Regions from separate parts of the Mus musculus genome. Here all the other regions are linked to region 1. A link is a loop called in an ENCODE intact Hi-C map of the cell type or tissue named here. Cell type or tissue: left cerebral cortex. All regions are shown on one strand.

Region 1 (8,000 bases):
TGGCTGGGAATAATTTATATCAAAATGTATTTCTTCATTTTATATCACTGAAAACGTTTACTTAGCATCATGGTCACTGTACATAAATTCCCTGGAAGCAATGGGGTATAACTAAATGGCATCGATTCATTTATTATGTTCAGCAAAGTACGTCTGAGCAGCTACTCCAGCACTTGAGCCCCACTGGATTCAGCATAGTGGGCTTCTGGGGACATTAAAAGCCTCTGTGTTTCCCTGAACTTGGTCACCTACAAAAAAAAAAATCAGAATGAAAATTCTGCTCCAGGGGTTATAACTGTGTTGTTTAACATGATCTGGTTTCTTGAAATTCCATTGGTCATATGATTTTCCAGAGAAACTCCAGAGCCCTGTGACTATTAAATTGGTTGTCCAACCAACAGGACTTTGCATTCGTGAGCTGATAAGTCATAGTGACAAGCTGAGATTTGTCTGTGTGTAAGGTCGGTGACAGCTCCTAGGCAGCTTGCGTTAGCAGGGTCTCCGTCTACTTTGGGAAGAGTAATGTTAAACACTCAGAAATCTGAGATGCAAATGGATGGTGATTCGGGACCTCGATCCCTCACAGATGCTCTCCCCCCACAGCCCTTTCCCTTGGCCCTGAGTCGCCACCTGTGTTCTGTTAACCTCTGCTTCTGTATTGTGCTTACTGAGTTCAGACAGGTACCCAACAAACATGCACCCACTGTAACATACACATAAGGAGTGGTAACCATTATTCCTTATCAAATGCCTTCTATTTCCCAGACATCTTGCTAGATGGCTTGTATTTCACATCATTTTCCTTAATTTTCAAAAAAAAAATTCTAGAAAATAGATACTATTAATCCTGTGACCACACAGAGACCTAGAAGGTTGATGTCTTGCAACCTTCCATGAAGTCAGCTAGAATTCAACCCCACCTCTCTTGAGCCAAATATCCACATAGCAAGTAGTCTCTCTAGGGACCGGGATTTTCTCTGCTCAACGAGGTGCTTATACTCCGGGGTCTCCTGGATCTTCATTTTATTTGAAGTCTCTCTGCAAACTGGCCTTTGAAATTTCCAAGTTGTTCAGTGCAATGAGCTGAGAAGGGCTGTGCTTAAAAGAGATGAGTGAAGGTCGCAGTGGTGGTCACAAATACCTCCAGATGGCTTTTAGCCAAGCATCGAGGCAGATTTTGTAATTTAAGGAAAATCGACATGTGGCCCTTTCAGCATTTCTGAGTGTCCTCTGTCAGCTCAGCACTGTGACATTTGCTGTGTGGTGCCTGTGCACTGGACCCTGTCCACAGATAAGAACAGAGGCTGAGCCCCAGCCTAGGGGACATTCTCCAGAGGCCACCAAGAGAAGAAAAATTAGCTGAACTCAAGACTTCAGAGGCTTGAGCTTTTTGCTGTAGAGATGGTTCTGAGCATCCGAGTATCTCAGCATCTTCTCTGCATCCAGGTTATTGAATCCATACTTCATACCCAAGTCGTAGAAATGACATCCCCCAATGATGCTAACAATAGGTCATGGGCTTCCTCTGTCAGCAACAGAGAGAGTCTGGACTTTGTTCATTTACTGTAATCCTTCCCCTTCTCATTTCTGTTTCTCTTCTCGCCCAGTTCCCCTGGAGCAAAGCGGGGAAGCAGAACCATTTCCAAACACTAACAGTGTTAGTTCCGTGCTCAGAGAAAAGAGGCTTCCGAGTAATAACTTTACCCGTCCTTTAGTGCTGTGGGTCTTGGCTAGCCTTCAGGTGAGACCCCTAAAATGACCACCTTTGGACATGGGCATGCACAACCCAAAGCAGCAAACCACTAAAGGGAGTTTAGCTGCCCATGGGGAATTTGTAGCTACAGTCACCATCTCAGTGAGGACAGATATGAAGAGTCAGGCACAGAGAGTGACTAAATGTGATGATGAGTCTCTTCTGAGAAAATGGGAGGGTGTGTTTGCTCAAGGGAGGCTGTGTCTGCTGCTCTATGGGTCCATAGCCGATGCTCTAGAAGCATCGGGGAGACTCATCAGAACATTTGAACGATTCCAAAAGAAGCTTGCCACATGAATCAAGCAGAAGTGCCACACTGTAGGTCCTGGACAGAAAGTGCTTGCCCTATGACCAAGAGGACCTGAGTACAGCGCTCACTGGATAAAGACAGACACAGCATACTCTTGGAGCCCCAGGGCTGAGGACTTGGACACACAGTCCTTGGAGCTTGCTGCAGCTGGTCAAGTCAAGCTAGTTAGCGAGTTCCAGGATCAGTGCCTCAAAAGCTAAGGTAAAGAGTGATTTTGAAAATCACTCAAGGGCTGGAGAGATGGCTCAGTGGTTAAGAGCACTGACTACTCTTCCGAAGGTCCTGAGTTCAAATCCCAGCAACCACATGGTGGCTCACAACCATCTATAATAAGATCTGATGCCCTCTTCTGGTGTGTCTGAAGACAGCTACATTGTGTTCACATATAATAAATAAATCTTTAAAAAAAAAAAAAAAAAAAAAAAACACTCAAAGTTGGCTTATGGCCTCTGTATGCATGTACACAGGTTCATGCATTTCTATGCGTGCATGCCCATGAACCTATATATACACGCACACACACACACACACACACACACACACACACCTGACATACTCTAACGACTTTTGTCCCTAGGCTACGACCCATTTCCACTCCTCTGGCTCCAAACACCCATACAGAGTGATGTTCGCCATGCCCTGCTCACCCAAAGCTCCCTGTCTGTGGGGCAGATTGCCTCGCCACTAGACTGGAGGTGCTAAGACCACACAGCCCATCACAGACATTCGCCTTCCAGACCATCACAATTCCACCCCACCAGCTTTCTTCCATGACTGGCGCTGCCCACAGTGGACCCCGGGAGCTGATCATCTCTGGGCCCCCCTCTTCACTAGTTTTCTGTGAGACTTGGACACCAAACCCAAGCACACACCAGACTTCCCCCTTTCTCTTCCCACCTTGCTAAATTAGTTAGGACAGGATTGTTTATTCAAAACCAAAGTCCACCAAAATGGGAAGGAGCTTAGGAAGAAGCCCCCACCAGTGCGTAAAGAACATTTTTCCAAAGGGCTCCGGAGTCAGAGCAGGAGCGGGGTACAGGGTATGACATCATCCCTATGGTTGGTGGTCTCCTGGAGAAAGTCAGGGCATGCTGACGGGATAATAAGTCCACTATCGACCTGCGACCCCCTGAGGAAAGAAACACAAGTTCGGGGGTGGGGGGAGCCCCAGGTGGCGGCGTTTGAACCAGCAGTGAGACCACCATCAGATCCAGTCTTATCCACCTAGAAATGCGCTTGTATGGAAAAGCAAACAGGCCCGGGCCGTGCCCTTTGGACCTTTGGCAATTCTCCTTAAGCCAGCTCCTCCTATAAATGGAGCACTTTTCAAAGGGCCAGGCAGTCTCATCAGTGCCTGCAGTGGATCAAGTACCTGCCTGAGCTCCGCCTCCGAAGACCCTGTAGAGCAAGCAGCAGGGGCTAGGCCCGTGGCCAGGCCACAGCCAGGAAGCCACCCCACCATCCATCCGCCATGGGCCCACGAAAGCCTGCCCTGCGGACGCCGTTACTGCTGCTGTTCCTGCTACTGTTCTTGGACACCAGCGTCTGGGCTCGTGAGTTAGGGTGGAAGCCTGGGAGAAAGCCAGCGTGGGGACAGAGCGCTGGGCTGTGCTACAGACCACCAGTTACATCCTGGGGTAGAAACTGGTGGCAGGCTGGCTATTAGGTAGCTTGGGCTAGGTGAGAGGGAAGGCAGCCGCAGGGTCCTAGGGAGGGGGCGGGGGGTGATGAAAAAAACAAGATCTAGCAGGCTCCTGGGTTCCGGGTGAGGGCACTGTACAGGGGAGTTAGAAAGAAGGCTCTGGATAGCTCTAAGATAATTTAGGTTGTGAGGGCTCCCTCCTGTCAGGCCATGGAACCCACTGGAAAACACAAGAAAGCCAAGGTTCTCCTTTTCTCTTACAGAAGATGAAGTCCTGGAAAACTTAAGCTTCAGCTGTCCAAGTAAGGCATTTTTCACTGGCCGCCTTGGTACTTCTCACCCTGACGCTCCTCTCCATCCACCCTCCTGTGCCCCCGTTCCTCCCACGTAGAACCCGTTTGCTTGCTCGGATTAGGAAGCACTGCTCAGACCCCTGCAAGTGAAGACTTTGAGTCTCTGTGCACCCAGACTCCTCCAACAAAGGATCTCTGCTCTTTGTGTATTGCCTTTCTTGTCTGTACCAAGACTTGGTTCTGAAGTGGGGTAGCGATGAGACTGTGGGCACTGTAGAGAGACATTGCTGTGCTGTTTATCGATGACTAATCACTGATTCAGAGTATGTGAGGATGAAGAAATGCCGACTTTAACCTTTGTGCAGAACACCAGACCCCTCCACCCCTTCCTATTTACTCTACCCTAGGGGTCAGAGGATCAGGCTTTGCCGCAATACCCAGCTTCCTCCGCAGAGCGCTAGGATTGGCCTCTCCTCTGATGGGGCAGCATCTCCATCTGGTGGCCATATGGCAGTACTACATCCGGGTTCCTAACCAGTTATTTTTCTCACAATCAAAAAATTCCTGTCATGGACAGTGGAATCTGCCAGAAGTTTCTTTTTATGGAGGGGGTTTCTAGAAGTCAACCAGACAGCCTTAACAGCTAACTTTGTGTCCGGTACTTCATAGGTTCTAGTCACGATAGCATTTTCAAACTGAGAAAACACTTAGCCCTGTCCCTTTGATAACTTAAAATTTCAAAGGCTCATCACATGGATTTCTGCAGTTCCATTTAATCGATGCTTGGCCCTCCCTTTCGTGGAATCCCAAATGATTAAACACCATTCTCAGCCAAGATGGTGGCGATGTTAAGTCTATAGAGACCAATGGTGTGTAGTACAAAGTCAAGCACAACTAACTCGTGCTCAGTGACCTTTATCGCCTGTGCCACGGTCCCAATCTGCCTGGCAGCGGCTGCCTTTAGAGAGTTGTTTCATCTCCAGGGCTGACTTATTTCCTCTTCACTTTAGAAGATGCAACTCGATTCAAGCACCTCCGAAAGTACGTGTACAACTATGAAGCTGAAAGTTCCAGCGGTGTCCAGGGCACAGCTGACTCCAGAAGCGCCACCAAGATCAACTGTAAGGTACGGAGGACAAGGGCTGGAGAAACCTGCAGCTGAAGCCTAGCCTTGTTCCACCAGGAGCCCCTCATAGAACCTTCTAGCACTTCCCAGCACCTCAACTGACGATACCCCACTTGAATGAAGACTTCCAAATTTCCAGCCAAGTTTTCCTCCCATTAGCTTCCAAAGTGTAATTGGGGGGCATGGTCTAGGAAGCCAGCAGGATTGGCATGTAGATCTGACCATGAGAGAGATCCAGTGAGTACAGAAAAGAAGGTGGTCTTTGCAGGAGAACGCTGGGCATGCAACATTTATGGTGTCAAGCATAAAATGGAGAAACATTTAAATACCTGGTTTGTTCAAACGATAGGCTGCTTCTCAGGAGACTTGTTAGACACCTGTCTGTTCTCATAAAGCATAGCCAAGAGCTGCTATTGAGGTCTGTGTGGGAAGAGAAATCCATTTGCTAAGTTATCCTCTTCCCTCGTGGACCATAGTGCTGGTCTGTAGAGTTAAACGCAATGGGCATTGGCTACCTGTGGCCATTTAAGTTGAATAAATGCAACTTTTATTCTCACTGGCCATATTTCAATGTAGCCAACACACACCTGTGGCTCATGCTGCCGCATTAGGTCAGACAGCACAAACACGAGCTTCTCCATCTCACTGGAGTGTTCTGAAATGGTTCCAGAAAACAACCAAGGGTCCCTTTCAATTCTGCCCACATAGGAAGCTCTCATCAGGCTCATAGCTATGGTTTGGGGAAACGATGTCAGGAAAGCATTCGCTTTTCCTGCTTGCTATTTATTTTTGTTTGCTTCATTTACTTTTCTTAAGTCTCGCTCCATTCTGCATTTCTGCTAAGCAATCACCCCAAACTCTTTACATGTAAAGTGAGTACATTAAAAACCAACACAAGGACATTCTCCCTTCCGTGCATAGCAGATGCAAACATAAACATCTTAACATAGGAAGAAGAAAGCTAAGCCAAGACAAGGGATCCGTGAGATGTGTTTAGAACATGTGGTTCTGGTGACTCTCTGACCATAACCCAAATACTTTCCCCTCCATGTCCTGATTGGAGACTGGGCTGCAGAAATATGTCCTATTCTAGATGGAGAACATCAATGTATTATTACTTTCTGTTCTCAGGTAGAGCTGGAGGTCCCCCAAATCTGTGGTTTCATCATGAGGACCAACCAGTGTACCCTTAAAGAGGTGTATGGCTTCAACCCTGAGGGCAAGGCCTTGATGAAGAAAACCAAGAACTCTGAAGAGTTTGCAGCTGCCATGTCCAGGTAAGGTGTGGGATTATGTCTTTTAAGTATCTGAGCTTTGTGAACACTACATGAGTTGACCGTGGTACATGCGCATATGCATGGGTCCGAGGGGATACTAGTGTGTGCGCTCATGTCAGGCATGCCTTTGAGTGCTGACATTTGTATTCAGTGCTTACCACAGATCAGGATGCTGTGAAGTTTTCACATCTATCTAAAACAGGGAAGTATTATCGACTCTCCTCTACTTAAGCTCCCTTGATTATCATTTAAATTGTTCTTCTAACAGATCTCATGGTTGAAGCACTTTTAAGGCTATAAAGCTGAGATGGTTTGTTTAAACAAGCGAGATCTTGTTTATAGAATCAAACGAGGGGATGCCTGGGGGCCTTCAGGTGGATCAGGCAGCAGTTGCTACTCTGAGATCATAAGGCTGTGTGGACCCCTATATGTTTGAGAGTGTGGCATCCGTTCAACACAGGACAAAGGGCCAGCAGTACCTTAGCAGTCTCCTACCCATGACTGCTATGCAGCCACTGTGCACTGAAGACCAGTGTTGTCATTTATAGCTGGCATCTCTCCCAACACAACAGTGACAGTGCAGGACAATAAGTATTTTCAACACCACCCTTGCCTTACACCACTTAGTTTAGGAAGCCTTACGTGAATGGAATACAGGTAGATGCAGGGATGTTAACGTGGTAGTAGGGGGATACTTTCCTTTGCCTATTTTTAGATTTGCTAAATGTCAAAACCTAGTCCTTTCCCTGAGAAATAGGCAACAAAAAAAATGTTCCTGTCTTCTGTCAGAACATATTACTTTATTAGAGACTTAGATGAGAGGGGAAAGCTGCGGCGGCAGGAGAGAGTGGCTGCTATTCTATGGTCCTTTCTCAGCTATAAACACAAGAGACTCCTCCTCCTGACCACAAGGACTTGCCAGGCTTGTGCTGCTGTGTCTAGAATATTCTGAGAGGTTCAGAGCTATGGGAGATGGACCTGGTTCTCTTCCCCTGTGAACTTCAGAGCCTTGACAGCTCAAGCAATCCCCAAGAGAAAGGCAGCACCCACCTAAGATCATAGTTAACCTGAACTTCCATCTTGGCCTGAGAGTGGATTAAAAAGTGAACATCTGACAACTGTATGAAGAGAAACTCAGATTCACTGGAAGTGGAGAAATGCAAATAATGTATTAGGAGAGAATTTCTCACTCCACACCCATTAAGCTGCAGAAGTTGAGACAGTACTCATTGCTAGAGGGAAGAATAGTATATTTTCATACACTAGTGGTAGAAATTAAAGCCACAGGGCAATACTGATATTTATATATCCAGTTGATAATATTTGTACTTTGACATAACAATTCTCATCTCTAGAACTCTGTCCCATCTACATAAAAACAGTCATGTGTGAAAATAGATGTGTATGTGGATGATTCTTTCAATATCATCTGGGTGACCACAAAATAAACCCAGGAAGAGAGGATGACAATGCTCTCAAATGGTGCATTGTTTTTTGTTGTTGTTGTTTTTGTTTTGTTTTATTTTTTTTAATTAGGTATTTTCCTCATTTACATTTCCAATGCTATCCTAAAAGTCCCCCATACCCTTCCACCCACTC
Region 2 (8,000 bases), 200 kb before region 1:
GAGGAATAGTATAAGGGATCATTTTAACAACTGTCCAGTTGTGAATTTTGGTTATGATAGTTGTTATATTAGGTTGGCATGACCACATACTTACTCCTACAGACATACAAACATACGTATACATAAATAAGCTTACAAATATACACATATATTTATGTACATACACACATAAACATAGACATATACAGGCATATATACATAAAAACACACAGATAAATTCACACATAAGTATGCACATATCTACACACATACATATATAGCACACACATATATATGTATGCAGATATGTATGTATCTATGCATACATACATATAAACAGAGAGAGAGAGAGAGAGAGAGAGAGAGAGAGAGAGAGAGAGAGAGAACATACATACACTGGTAAAATCTGAATAATCCCAGTGGATGAACAAATGTCATTTTCCTTCTTTGGACACTGGACACTGAACATTACCTATTCTGGATCAGGCAAAGAAGTCATGAGGCATCTGTATCTTTCTATCCAGGAAAAAACAAAACAAAACAAAACAAAACAAAACAAAACAAAACAAAACAATGGTTATTTTAAAATACGACTTTAAAAGCATAGTATTCATCTCTTGAAAGAATAGTATGTGCCATGAGCCATTTCAAAACTTTTTAATGTATTAACTAGATTAAATCTGACAATCATCATGGAGAATACACAGTATATTTCTCATTCTACAGGTAGTAAAATCAAAGCACAGGCAGACTCTGTTACCTGTCCCAGATTACATAGCTTTCAGGTAATGGGACTGAGATTAGCATCCAAGCTATCTGGTATGAGAGCAGATAGTAGTGCCCTGCTTGGGTACCACTTTCCCTTAGGATGCTACATCTGGTTGTAGGAAGAGAACGAAAGTCCATTAACCTTAACATGCTATAGTAGACACTGTTCTCTTAGCACTATCTATGTATGATTCTGCTTCTTGGTGCTCTCCCACTCTCTCTCACCTTTGAGCTTCAAGTCAACCCTCTGAGTAATTTACTACTTAAGAGTTCCCAAGCAAGCATACTGGGAGTCTGGTCCCTAGACCTCAAATCAGAGGCTACTCGCCCCTGTTGTCCCAAGTCCTCTGTGGCGTCCCTAGATTCATTAGGAACTGACCCTGCTGTTAGATGGTGAACCTTTGTTAATTCCAATGAGCTTTGTCCTGAGGCTGAGATGTGCACCCATTTCAGCTACCTGAAAGAAGACGAGTTCAGTCCCTTTAGCCATCAGCAGAGGTTACACACAGGAGCAGCAGGAAGCAATGTCCAGATCCCAGCTCCTGGAGAAACCCAGGGGATCCGCTTACTTCTGATAGTGCAGGTCAGCACGAGCAGGCTCTTGTACAAACACACATGCCCTGAGGCCCCCTGTGATGTTAAACAGAAGCAGCTCAAACTGTTCATTGCCTGCCTCTATCTCATCCCAAACAGAGAGTAACAAGTAATACATGCAGATGAGAAGGGCTCACCCTAATTTAGGAGGATGTGAGAAGCCTACAAGGAAGCTCAAACTTTCTATCAGGCACAGTGCCAGCTCCACGGTGTTGATAGTCTATCATCAGACTTCTCTCGTGCTTTGTTCTTTCTTAAGAAATTTTTTTTTCTCAATTTCCAGATTTTACTTTAAAAGAATACAAATGTCATGGGAAAGGGTTGTTTCTTGTGTCTTTATGAAATCAGATAAATGGATCAGCTGAGAGCTGGGGGGTGGCTGGATTAAACATCACACTGGTCCTCATATTCTCTGGGTGGTGAAAAAATGAATCACATGTAAAAGGCAAGGAAGAGGGCATTTAATGACACAGTCAGACGTGATTCCGGAAAGAATAGAATCTGTGTGCCTCCCTGGCCCCACTGCATTCCTGTGGTATCAATGTGATAGTATTTGGAGACGGGACATTTGGGGAGATAATGGGATGAGTGTCGAATCTTCCTGATGGTACTAGCGCCTATAGCAAGAAACAGAAGATAGTTTGCCTCTCTGGGCTGTCCATGTAAAGACATAAGATTAAGGCCATCTGCAAACCAGGAAAAGTCTACACAAGAACTGGTCATACTGATGCCCTGATTTTAAACATTCTTGTCTCAGAGTCCCGAGAAATGACTTTATGTTATTTTAGCCACCTGAGCTATGATATTCGATTACAGCAGCCTAGACAGGGTCAGTGAATGACGTACTCCTAGGAAAACTCTGACGTGCCACATAGCTAAGTGTCAGGATAGCTATACAATCTCTCGTTAAGTTGGCCTTGCCCTGGGGTGCTCCTGCCCTCCCTTCCCATTCCCTCTGCTCTGAGTCTTCTGTGCTCCTAAAGAAACTCCAATATTTGAAAATAAGAGGGAAACTGTCTTTTGTCCCTTCTTATGAGGAAACTAACCCTATCAGGAGGCCTCCACTCCCAACATACCATTATTTTCCATTTTCAGTTTACCTATAGTTTATTTCAGTTCAATAATATATAACATGCACTTACAAACCGGTATTAGTGGGAAAGGAATAAATCAGGGGCAACCAATGTTCTCTGTAGGCTTTTCTAGAGAAATAGATCATTTCAATTACATTAGCCTGTCATCAGCCATTGAATTCTCCTGCTAATTCCTTCTACCCAAGGGTCTACTTGGATGTACGAGTTAGCTGCTTCTTCAGAAGAATCCTGTGTAACAGCTTTTCCCCAGGCCTCATTGACTGAAACGCTTGTTTTTCTCCCTCACAGGCCTGTAACTAGGTCTGAATTCAGCAGTTCTCACTCAAACTAATCAGAGCTTGAGTCTAGACTAAGAACTGAGTTTAGGGTCCAGCTTCTTGAATTTCTTCCATTTTCCATGTTGGTCACATTCCTTGGATAACTCCAGTACCATGGAGAATCAGAAAGCAAGAGGCTAGACCAAATGCCAACACATTCAAAGCTTGTTATCAAGTCACATATCCCAATACCGCATTGATTAAAGTCACAAACAACACCAACAAGTCACATACTAAAGTAACATCGGGTATAGCAGCTATGGCCAGCATCAGTGGGGCATATACGCTATGAACAATGGAATACGATATCCAATAGTATATGCAGTATGTCAATACGGTAGATGATATCCATCTCCAGCATCAATAGGGCATATTCCCCTTTGATGAAGGATATGGTAGCTATGCCCAAAACCATTAGGTCATATGCTATATTAATATGGTGGATGATAGCTATACCCAGAATCAGTGAGGGCAAATACTCTATCAATTTGGGATATGATAGTAATGCCAGCATCAGTGGAGCATACACCCTTAATCCATCTGGAGATACTCCAAGTCACATTAATATGTAATTTTGTTATAGGAAAAGAAAAAATTAAAGCCAATTATCTGCCTATCAGTTCATAATACCTAATTTACTACTCAAGGCTCTGAAACCTTAGATGCCCCTGACAGAGCAAGGCCTGAGTCCAGCACAGGAATGTGAATCAATCGCCAGTGAGCACCATTTCTCTTCTATTGTGGTCTGGCACAACAAAGGGCCATTGTAGCTAGAAAGCAGCTGTGGACACAAAGGGAAACATCCTTCATTGTGTCTTGCTGGCTTTCGTCCAGGACCCAGTGTAACACACAGTGTAATCTGAGGCAGCCTTCATTCAGAACTAGGGAAACTCATCTTTATAGTAAGCCTGGCAGTAGGGTAATTGGGACAAGGTCCATGGCGCCAGTCCTCCCTGTTTGTCCTCTCCACTATCCTCTGGCTTCATGGCCCATGGGAAAGGCTAGACTCACCCGGTCTTCATGATTCAAGTCATACAGTCATAGTATCTGCCATTTCCTTTTTGTTTAAGTTTTGTTTCATGGGTATGAGCATTTTGCCTGTGTGTATGTATGGGTACCACGTCCCTTGTGGCTGCAGAGGCCAGACCGGGGCATCAGAGCCCCTGAAAGTGGAATTGTAGACAGTTGTGAGATGCCGTGTGGGTGCTCAGATTCACACCCAGGTCCTCTGCAAGACCCTCTGTGCTGTGAACTGATGAGCTGTGTGACTAGCCCTGAGAGCTGAAAGGCTTTCTACACTGCCAAGCACTGTGCAAAATATCCTGGGTTACTACACTCTGCTGAAGATCCTGTGAGATGGTCACTGAGCCCTTGTATGTCCCCCAAGGCTGTACAGTGTGGGTCCCTGCAGGAGGGTAAATCAGCCATGGCTCTTTTGTTGGTCTCCACACTGTTAATCCCAGTGCTAGGGCTCCGACTCGCCATTTGTAAGTACCTGACAGGCTCGCAGTGAAAATGGAAGGAGAGCTTTGTGCAGACCTGGGATTTCTTTGCTCCAGGGAAGCATATGTGAAATCTTGACCTATGGTTTCAGATCCTGCATATGTCAGTGCTGGCCTGCATTTGCAGCGGCACCCCTGTGCTACAAGAGAGCCTCAGAGAGGTGCAAAACTCAAGTGTGCAGTATCTGGGCCACGGGGAGAATCTACCCTTGAGCTTGACAGAGAGCTCCTTTGACCTGTAGAGGTCAGTTTGACTTCCTCTGGCCCCTTGCCCTAGGAAAAGAGAGATGGTCCGTCCCTGTGGTCTAAGATCCTCACATTCGTAATGAACGTGGTGCAGACCGCTGCAGCCACAATAGCACTCAACAAAGGCATTGGTTTATGCTCACATTCACCTGAATATGCACTTCAGAGTTTGGGGAGCCAATTCCTACAAGCACTAGAGTGCTCATAAGAAAAGGGGCTTGAGTGACAAGAGCTAGTCTTCTCTGATAGCCTGTCTTCCAGTCCTGACTTAACAACTGTCTGTAACTCCAGTTTCAGGAAACTGGAAGGAGCCTTCCTACCCTTTCACAGCCACGGTCATCAAGGGCCTCAGAACAGTAAAGCTGTCCTAAGGCACTCTTCTGCCCTCTGGTGTTCATGCTGATGATAGCACTTTTATAGACAACATTGGAGAACAGTTGCTACAAGTCGAGGTGGTAAGTGTCCTAGAAAGACACAGGATGTCAGCAGACAGGGAGAACAAGAGGGAACTTGAGTCTAGCTTAGGTAGGGACTGTCTCTAGGTCGTTCCTTCTTACCTGCTTGTTCTGAATCCTGCGTGTCATCCAGCAGAGCACCCACTTGGGGCAGGAAGGATGGCATGGTACTGGCAGAAAATAAAAGGCTCTTTGAAAAATGGCTGCAGTCACAGATGCTCGCATTCCTCAGTCACAACACCGAGGAAATCTGGAGGGCTTCCTGGGATGCAGCTAGTTTCCCTTTCCAAATGTTTCCCTTCAGTACAAGTCGAGTGACGCCAGGGGGAGCCAGAGAAGTTCCCTTCTCCAGAAAGTCCTCACCTGTAGGCCATTTCAAAACCCCACTTTGGAAAACAAAACAAAGAAAGACATAAGAAAGCACCGAAGGCCCACTTTCTGGGAGCCTGCACAGTTCTTCCAGGCTCAGTAACAGATGCTCCTGACCGAGGTGGCAATGGGAAGTGGCTCGTTGCGTCTTCCATGCATCTATCTGTCTCTTCAACGTCTAGAAACCTCGCTCACTCTCCCTTGCTTTGCTCAGCACCTCTGTCCCCACAAGGGAAGATAATTTCTACTATTTTCCAGAAAGTTCACTGATTAATAAAACTCCATTTTGTTTAGAAGCCTTCTCTGGTTTTCCTGGAGTCCCTCTCCTACCTCTTCCTGGGCCACACAGATTCCCTCTTCACGGGCTCTTGATTAGCCACAGCCAGTGAGATTGGATTCAAGATTTAGTTCTTTCAGAAAGACGTATCAGTAACTCAAGTGTAGATGCCCTCGCAGATAAGTCTGTCCCCAAACTCCAGACCCTTCAACAGAGTGTATAGAACTCAAGGCACATGCTTAGTCACCTTTCTTCAATAGTGTTACCCCATCTCCCAGGCTCTCCCCAGACACGGACCACCAAAACCAGGATCACCAGAACTGAACCTCCCACCATGTGCCCTGCACAGAACCAGAGTGTGAATGTTCCTAGTAAAGGAAACCACATGCCCCCCATCTCTGGGCAGCTAGTCCACCGTAAGCTATTAAATAGCCATTGTACAAGGATGTGGGGGAGGTGGAGAAAGAGAAGAGCAGGTGCTCAAGACAGACTCAGACCCTGCTACACAATAAAGTCACAAACCCTTGGAAACAATAGCCCTCACCATAGATCCACACCCAACTGCCCTTGCTTTGTCCTCCCAATCTCGACATCTTCTCCCAAGTCCCTGATAATATATTGCCTCACATCTGAAGCTAATGAACCTAGGGATGGCATTCTGGAAGAGCGATTGCCTAGAGGGAATTAGGGGGTCCAAGTGGTCGAAAGATGCTCCTTTGAGTCACTCAATGATGTTGGAAGGTCCCTAAATTGGCAACCAAGCAAAGCTTAGGCTCTTGCGTATGCCAGGCTTCCGCCTGTTGGTTCAATCGGCAGATATTCTAATGAGTAGCTTGAGCCATAATCTCTATCTCCATGAAGTACCTACTTTGAATGGGGGTAGCAAGACTCACATTGAAGAATTAAGTCAAGAATGCCATATTGTTGTGGACAGACACACAAGAAACAAGTATTCACAGGTACTCCCATGACGAAAAAACATCACCTGTGCAAAGGCTTCAGAGACTCCTAAGTGAGACAAATATCCATTTACATAGAGAAAAGAACTGGGAAATTGTAAATGTACAATACTGCAAATGTATGGGGACAGTGATAAGATCTGCAAACCATAAGTTTAAAGCAATGGCAGATTGGGCCATTCAATCCTCCTATATGAAACAACGCTGTCTACTTAGGCTTGATATTAGTTTAAAATAAAATAAAACCATTTCCTGCTTGATTACAGATAGAATCGGAGCAGGATTTCCAGTGTGACCCACAGTAGTGTTTAAAATAGTGGAAAAGAGCAGAGAAGGCATTGCATAAAATAAATGTTTCCGATCTCAGTCCAGTTACTGCTGAATGCAGCAGCCGATTGGAAAGGTAGGGTCGCCCCTGGCATTCTCAGTCATAAGAAATTTAATGATGGATGAAAATTGATAGAATCAAGATGCTCTGATAGGAGTAAAAAGCTTCAATATCTCGGAAAATTGGGATCCTCATAACAGGTTTTACACTGGCTGGATTATAGCTAAATAGGATTTTAAGTCTATTGTAAATGAAAGGAAATCTAATTTAACTGGGCCACATCATTTTTACTAAGATGCGATAAATGCTAATTTCCTTCCTCAGGCCAGTGGCTTGGCTCCTGGTAGCTGTTTGCGGGGTGCTCAAGTCTGACGGATCTCAAATTGGCCTTCTACAGTCCTAAGGCCAAGCAGGAATCCACATTTTTGGGATGAAGACAATGAAAAGAAACAATCAAAGACTTCCATCGTGTGTCCCTGGATCTTATCACTTTAGGCCCAGGACCATTTGGCCAAGGTTTAGGCATTTGTTTAGACACCAACTTTACCCTGACCAGAGCTGGGCTAGGGAGCCAGTTAATTGGTTAAGAGACTCCTAAGAGCCAGCCCTCTTGACTTCTTTATACATCTGTATGCCACATGCAAATGAAAATATCCAAAGGTGAATTTCAGGTACATGAATGCCAATACATGGAAAAGGGCAGCAAACATGGTAGGCAGCATTCAGTGAGGATGCTCTGCTACAGGTTGCAGTTGCGAATAGCGAGTGCTTACACTGCCGTAGAGAAAGCCATGCATCACTCTGGGTTTCTGAAATGCATGCCCTCAAGCTTTCCAATTCTGGACCCAATCTTTCCTTTCGTTTAACATACAAATAAAATAATTGGAGTCTCTATTTCATTACCCTGCCAAACCACTTCCTTGGGAAGGAGAGCATGCTGTGGTTTGCCTCTAGTCCCCAGGGCACTTGCAAGCAACAAATGATGCTGGATTGTAGCAGTTGGCTAACTTTCCTGAACACTCCTGGCTATTTAAAAAAAAAAAAAATTAAAATCCCGAGGAAGAAAATGTGATGCCTTTATGTTCCTACATTCTAATCCCCTGCAACTTGTG
Region 3 (8,000 bases), 110 kb before region 1:
TATATAGCAGAGGATGACCTAGTCGTCCATAAATGGAAGGAGAGGACCTTGGTCTTGTGAAGATATGCCCCAGTACAGGGGAATGCGGGGCCATGAAGCAAGAGTGGGTGGGTTGGGGAGCAGGGTGGAGGGAGGGTATAGGGGACTTTAGGGATAGCATTTGAAACGTAAATGAAAAAAAATCTAATTAAAAAAAAACAGAAAAACAAAGTCTTTCTTATTGAAAATAAATGTTTATACACACACACACACAAAGTCACATCTAACCTCCCACCAGAAGGCCTTCCTGAGCTCCAGCCATAGACCGAACCAAGGAATCTCGCCTACGTGGGAACCACACAGCGCCCCCCTCTCCCACTGCCCTCTCCTCCCTTCAGCTTACCAAGCCCCCACCACCACCACCACCACCAGGGCACCCATTCTGTTCTCAGCTCTTACGAGGTGTCCAGCGGTGTCTGGGATGCCAGAGATTGAGACCCTGGTACCTAGGACTGCCCCTTGTCCATCCCCCATGGGCTGAGTCGTAGCTTCCCACAGCCAGACACCCACTCGGGGACACGTGGAAAGCATGTAGCAGTACTTTGGTGTTTGCCCACCCAGAGCACCAGACTGGACGAGGGTTTTGTCCCACTCCCTCTTTCAACCACGCCCTCTGCCCCACAGGGCATCTTCTCATTTGAGGTCTCCTCTTTCCAAATAACTCTAACTTATGTCAAGTTGACAAAAACCTAACTAGCACATAGTTTAAGAGAGAAATGTAAATTTAAAATTTGAAAATGAATAATGAAAATAAAAAATAGAATCATCCTGAAAAGTTGGGGAAAGAAGAGCCAAAAAATTCCAAAGGGAAGAAACAAAAAGAAATACATTTGTCCTTTATACAACCAGAACCTTATACCTAGCATCATTCTCAAATAAAAGGAAGCAGAGCTCCTACACATGTGGATAATTTAAGATCTGGAGTATCTCTTAGTGCCAAAGGGGGGAAAATTCGTGTTAAAAGACAAACATTATGGGACTGTCTTAGTTAGGGTTTATTGCTGTAAAAAAAAAATAACATCATAATGGCAACTTTTATAAAGGACAGCATTTAACTGGGGCTGGCTTACAGTTCAGAGGTTTAGTCCATTATCATCAAGGCAGGCATGCAGGCGGACATGGAGCTGAAGAAGGAGCTGAGAGTTTTACATCTTGTTTAGCAGGCAGTAGGAAGAGACAGACACTGGGTCTAGCTTGAGCATTTGAAACCTCAAAGTCCACCCCCCAGTGACACACTTCCTCCACAAGGCCACACCTCCTAATAGTACTATTCTCTATGACCCTCATTCAAACCACTATAGGGACAAGAGTATAAGATGAAAGATCTTCTAACAGCCCAATTTAGAATTATCGAAGTCACAATATAGCCCTAGGTTATACCCTAAAATATCACGTAAATGTCTATGAGTTCATACTGACATAAGAGAGAGATGAGAAAGAGAGAGAGAGAGAGAAAGAGAGACAGACAGACAGACAGAGAGACAGAGACAGAGAAATCCTGCTGTGTAGAAGTTAGTTTAGCTATTTATGTGAATAATCTCCTCAGAGAGGAGCATAACTTCTACCATTGTGTGTAAGCCTGATGAAGGAAAAGCCTCATCAAGACGACATCAGCCTGGAGACCAAGATTTGTTTACACCATTTCAGATGTTATGCAAATAGTAATCACCCTTGATGGCACGTGGTGAGATCATAACACTGTTTAAAAGATTGTAAGAGAATATCATGAAAAATTTGTGATAGTAAATCTGAAATTTTCCAATTAAATATTGATGAAAGTCAATAAGAAAAGATTTACCTCATAGAAAATGTAATTCTCAAGATAATAAAGATCAATAAACATATAACATTTGACTTACTTGCAGAGAGATGAAAAATGCAACCACCACAAGATAATATCATCCTATTCACAAAATAGCTACAATGAAAACATGGTGAAAATTCAAGTCCGAGCACCCTGATAGCACTCCTAAAAGTATGAAGGGATCGACCACATAGCAAAAACAGGGCTTTACTAAAAATCTATCTGTTCCCTGTGAACTGTTGGCTTCTCTCTCAAGCTTATATCCTGCTGGAAGAATAATGCACAAGAATGTCCACGACTCCATAGAGTCATGGACTAGGAGCCCAAACATCCACCAACAGCCTAACAGAAGGAGACACTGGGTGGAATATCGAGTAGCAGGGACAGGAAACAGGCTGCTCTACAACAGATAGAGAAAACATGAGCAAGAGAAACTATATTAAAGAGAAGAACGGTAGTGGTCAGTGGTTGGAGGTGGAGGAGTAGAAAAGACATTGGCAAAGGTAACAGGAGATGTCTAGACAGGAGAAAGACTAGTGAGCTCTGCAGTGACTGTTAAGTCATGATGTGTCCTTGGATTTGCTAAGAAAGTTGATCTTCTACAGTGCCATTGAGAAAGAGGAAAAGGCATCTATGTTGATTACGTTAAGTGTAGTAATCACATCGCAATGTATACAACTCTCATTACACTGTATAAGTTATGAGTGTACAATCTTGTCAACTTTCTTCAGTAGAGAAGCAAATAAAGTGGGGTTTAAAAGAAAGCCTATTAGCCATCACGGTGGCACATAACTGCAAACCCCATACTTGGGAGACAGACTGCTGGAAGTCAGTGGCTAGCCAGGTTTACATATGAAAACCTTGTAAATAAATAATGTGCAAATTAGCTTATATAAAGGTGTGCAACCACCAAGTCTAACTACTGTGTTTGGCTTTAGGAGTTACTGAGGAGGTGGAAGGTGGGGGAGGCAATTACCATGGACAGCACAGTAGCCTCTAATCACCAGGGACTTCAGTGGCACAGTCAGGAGTGGCAGGATTCCTTCTGAGTAGCCAGTTGAAGACTCAGCTTGGCTCTTTCCTTTCTATGATCCTTTAGTAATACACTTTGGCTGTGCACAGTATACTTTTATTTTTTAAGTTTATTGAAAAAAAAAAAGCTCCAGCTGAATTAAGATTTCAATGTAAAAGTCAAACACAGAAGAGGGAACCTGGAAGACTACAATCCATGTAACTACCCCATAAGAAAGAGTTTAATTATATGTGAACATCCGGAGTCACAGTATTAAAAGTAGATATGATTGATTACAGGATTGATTACAGGATAGTCTAAAGCTTTCTTATGAACTTTCCTATTAAAATACCTGTATATTGCATGATGTCTCTCATGCAAAATGCAAAGATCACAAGATTCAGACAACAATAAAATCAGAAGCAACAAACACAGGAAGTTGCTAAGATTCTCCAGCAATCAGAAAACTGAAAATAATTACTTTAGACTTCTCATCAAAGTGAAATGTTTAAGTGATTTTAAAAACCTAATGCTGATGTAGGACGTGAGGGGTGTATTAATCTGCTTCAGCACAATGATCATCTCTCTAAGAATATATCCATCACATTGTTTATCTTACCAATCTCCATTTATCAAAGGCCCTCAGTAAAGCTGGAGCAAAACAGTGGCACAAATGAAATGAGATTGTGTTTACATATAGACATTCAGCTGTGCTGGTGGGAATGTGTGCACATCTATTAAATGGGTACATTCCTTTGTCCCAGCAATTTCACTGACAAGGAGTTATCCTGGAGAGATGAATTACCCTATGTAAGGGAATTCACAGCTGGATTCATTGTGGCAAAGAGCTAAACAATGGGTCCTGAAAAGAAAATTAAAGCACAAGCATAAAGATAAATACCAAATTGCCCTTAAAAAGAATAATTACTAATATGTTACCTCTCTTAGAAAGACTTCTAGGAGATATATTGAAACGCAGAAAAATGTATTTTTCTAAAACACAGAAAAATGTGCACATTATCCTTGTATATTTACAGGGCCTCTTCACTCATGAGATGAGCTGTACACATGGAACAAATTTTAAATATTGTCATCCCTTTACCTCAAGGAAGTAAGAAAGGGAGGCCTGGAGACCCAAAGGAACAAAGGGAAATAACTGCCTCGGGAAAAAGAAAAACAAACAAACAACCTACATCCCATAATGAATGGGAGACAGTCGGTGGTGTTTGCTAAATTATTTATCAGCATAATATTTATCCTCAAAAGTATGCTTGGCCCACTTTAGGCATACCAAATGTTTTTATTTAAAATTTAAAATATATAAAAATTAAGGAAAAACAGTTGGATAGAGGCTGAGCTGTTCAGAGCACTTGCCGCTCTTTCAGAGTTCCCAGCACCCAGTTACAGGCTGAGAGCTGCCTGTATCTTCAGGTCCAGGGTATCAGGTTCTCTCTCTTCTGGCCTTCATAGGCACCCACACATATACACATAAATACAGAACAGTTTTACAAATAGAGATGGCTAAGTGAAATTCATATAGTTCCAAATACCACTAGGTGTCAGCAAAATCCCCCCAGAATTATAGACTGGTTCTTAACTATGGAAAGCTGGCACTTTTAGCCACAAGCCCGACCAAAGCATGTTTAGCTCATCCGATTTTCAAAAAGATGTCTAGATTATCAGGAGATGAATTAACTTCCTTAAAGACAGACTGCAGGTTTTATTAATAGGCAAGGCATCAACATGGCTATAATACATTGCCCATTTACTGAGATACCTACATTCTTTTATCATTACTTTGCTCTTGAAGCAGTCTTTTAAAAGGTATCAGTGCTTAATATTCAGTAAATCAAGATGCATTTATCTCATATATTGTGTGTAAAATACGGAGACAAATTGAAACAATCACATTTATTGAGTTTTATTTAATGGCATAAGAGAACACAAAGCCAATCAAATGAAATACAAGAAATAAAGCAGTACAAACTCATACACAGCTGCGCATCAGCGTCGGGGGCTTAGACAGGCACCAGATGTACTATCTCAAAGTTAAGCAGGGAAGCAAGACAACCACCAAGCAGCTAAAAGTGCCTTTACAAGCCTTCCTCAGGAGCTCATATTTTATTCATTACCAAGTCTCTTCATATCGCTGTGAGAAGAGAGCCAATGAATCTTCAGAGGTTTATCAGTCACCCACTTTGGCCCATTTACTACCTCAAGATTCAGATTCAGAAGTTCATGGATCCTGGATCTTGGGAATGGGCAGAGTGGAGTTGGCGTGTATCACAGAATGTTCACACCCTCAGTGAGGGGGGTAACAACTGTCTGGGGCTTGACCTGTTGACTAAAGCCCCTGTACCCATGGGACTTGGGTTTGTAAGAATTTGGCTGTGTCTGGTAGTTGGGTTTCTCAAACAATGATCCACAGTATCAGGTGCAAATATTCCAGAAAATAAGGCAAAAATCGGAATCATTTATGACCCAGACTTGTAAAGTGGCATAACATTACTTCTACCCACTATACCTCTGGTCAAAGCAGTCATGAGCCTCCCCATGTCCAAGGGGATGGAAACAGCATTCTAGCTTTTGATGGCGAGTCGACAGGTCACACTGCGTAAGAATAAATAAGGTGGGTAAGACTGAAAAATCCTTGGAAGATGCAACCCGCCTGATGAACAAAAGGCTGCATCCTTTATAGACAGACCTTATTGCACTCAGTCCTAAGGGTGTCCAAGGCCTCATTTCAGTCTGACACTAGGATAAAGCCTTGGTTTTCATCACTTAACTCGTCTACTCCAGCATGCTGACACATATTTGTAATCCCAGCATTCAGGAGGTAGAGGCAGGAGGATCAACATTTTGTGACCAGCCTGGTCCACACTGGGACCCAAGGCAAGCTTGAAGTGTACAGATAAGACCCTGGCCCAAAACTAACTAAATAAGTAAACTGATTAATTAAAATAATTTAGAATAAAAAATAAGTCAGGTCCAGGTGTATGTTGTATTCCATGATGTTCCTCAAGTCCATTTCTTCTGAGGACCTACAAAACAAAGTAGCAGGTTAGCCTCACAACCATTCAACAGTTCTGCAAAAAGCACAAAGTAACTCTTACAGACATTCACATTGTAAAAACAGGTACCATGCACACAGAAACATACGCCCATTCCTGGATTAAACCTTAGTCTACTCCCTGGGCTCTTGACTCCTCTTACTACTTAAGTTATTGGTTCCAAACCCCCACACCATCCTTCCTGTACCACTTCCATCTGAGCAGAGTGCTCCACCTGTATCATCAGAGGCTTTGTAAAATCAGATTTGTGAACTTTGTCACAATTTATTTCAAAGCTTTGTGAATTTCCTGCAGATCGATTATCAGTCCATTCGAAGCTCACACACATGCAGTGCTCTCAAGTCCTGCTTTGTTTTTGCTGTAGTCTATTTCTTAAGAGGTAGGCGGTACCCTTCTGCTCATCAACAAGGAGCTCTCTAAGAAAGCAAAGGTGTCTGCCCTCCAAGTGAGTCAGAGGCTGAGGCAGAAAGGACTTGAGTTTGAGGTCTGGCAGGGTAACATTGAGAATGAGATACTTTGTCACAAACAAACAAGCAACAATAACAAAAATACTGTGAAAGGCCACCTAAGAGATTTCTAAGGTCTTAAAGTTTGGTAAGACACAGAGAACTCTTTACTTAAAGATCACTTTCTACCAGCAACATGGAACTCATACATGAGGACTTAGGGTAAATTTATCCCAGAAAAATTATGAATCTCATATCGAAGGCTTTGTAAGTAAATAAACACTGGGCTTCATTTTCTCATCCTGAATTTTAACATAAAAATATACTACTTATAATTCACCACTCAGAAATCACTTTAATCTTGCTGTCTAATTCATTTGTCTACTTTCAATTTTCCATTTTATGATGGTAGTAATTTTTGCTAAGCTTCTTTCACGACGTACACTGAAGGTACCTAGCCTACTTTTAGCCCTCTCTGACAACCTCCTTGAGACTTGTCAACCCCACCACTACCACCACAAGGCCTTCAAGTTCCTGCCCACTGTTCAGTGAAAACTGAGATCAATAATTCATCCATTACCCAAACCTGCTTAGTTATAATTTCCACATAAAATCTTCTTCCAAAACAAAATGGGCAAAAATGATAATAAAATTATGTTCACACCCTCAGCAAAGCAGACATTCAGACAGTACATAGGCACTGTGTGATGTTTTTTGTTTTTTGTTTTTTTTAAAGCTCTGCAATGTCTGAGCCTTATCTAGGGATACCAAAATAGTCATAAGCTCTCTCTCTCTCTTTCTCTCTCTCTCTCTCTCTCTCTCTCTCTCTCTCTCTCTGTGTGTGTGTGTGTGTGTGTGTGTGTGTGTATGTGTGTGTGTGTGTGTGTGTGTGTGTGTGTGTGTGTGTGTGAGAGAGAGAGAGAGAGAGAGAGAGAGAGAGAGAGAGCTAAAGCAGTGCCTTACACACTCCCTCTCCATGTGGACTGTGTTATCTGCAGCCTGACAAACTCAGAACAGTTCAGACATTAATCAAGTTCCCAGTGAACAAGAAAGATGTGCATACTCTTGTGTGAAGCAGCTCACAAGTCTTACATCATCACTGAAGGCAAAGTGGGACAGGAGATAGCTCTATAATTACTTTTGAAAACTAAAATCCTCCATACCTACTTATCATGACAAACTAGCCTAGGAGACAAGAGTTTTACTCTCAATGGGCTTGCAGCACTTAGACCCATTTTTTGCTTCCTATCAAATCCACATCAGAATATTGACAAAATCAAAGGTGAATAAACAAAATCCAAACGAAGAAAACGGAACAGCAATGGAAATGACAACAGAGTCACTGGTGTCTGTTACGGTTGTTTGATGTGGAGATGCTGCGGGATGACTTGGAGGTAGGGACATTCTCACTGACAGGCAATCAAAAAGCTTCCTCCACCACATCCGAAGTTTTCTTTTAAAAGTAAAATGAGTTAATGGAGTTAAAAACAGAATTTATCAATATTCTATATGAAAATACATTAGAACAATGGCTCCAGTCCACCATAAATGCCTAAATAATTATATCTCCTTTACTCAGTAAGACAGTGGTTCTCAAATGACCCTTTCAGAGGATCACCTAAAGCCAT

What was found. A loop is a pair of places that touch in the nucleus more often than their neighbours do. Peaks named below come from ENCODE experiments on the same cell type or tissue, not always from the same donor. Only the 100,000 strongest peaks of a DNase experiment are listed, where the experiment ranks them.
Region 2: a loop joins it to region 1, with 13 times the contacts of the local background. A loop is called at or near these places in 9 of 42 quality-filtered maps.
Region 3: it touches region 1 in a loop (11-fold over the local background); 10 of 42 quality-filtered maps call a loop at or near these places.

What each region holds. Positions count from the first base shown.
Region 1 is chr12:7,974,245-7,982,244 of GRCm38, forward strand. It overlaps Apob (apolipoprotein B), which reads left to right and starts at 3,433. Exons shown (of 29, transcript NM_009693.2): 1 at 3,433-3,616; 2 at 3,969-4,007; 3 at 5,009-5,124; 4 at 6,256-6,401. The coding sequence starts at 3,535. In left cerebral cortex, a CTCF peak has its summit at 4,508 (motif pointing left); a DNase peak (open chromatin) is centred at 4,469; H3K4me3 peaks cover 256 bases.
Region 2 is chr12:7,772,979-7,780,978 of GRCm38, forward strand. No RefSeq gene overlaps it. Among named protein-coding and RNA genes, the nearest start is that of Gm32828, 21 kb to the left of the region's middle. In left cerebral cortex, CTCF peaks have their summits at 4,900 (motif pointing left) and 5,101; DNase peaks (open chromatin) are centred at 1,437, 3,571, 3,957, 4,887 and 1 more place.
Region 3 is chr12:7,865,788-7,873,787 of GRCm38, forward strand. No RefSeq gene overlaps it. Among named protein-coding and RNA genes, the nearest start is that of Apob, 110 kb to the right of the region's middle. In left cerebral cortex, a CTCF peak has its summit at 4,407 (motif pointing right); a DNase peak (open chromatin) is centred at 4,405.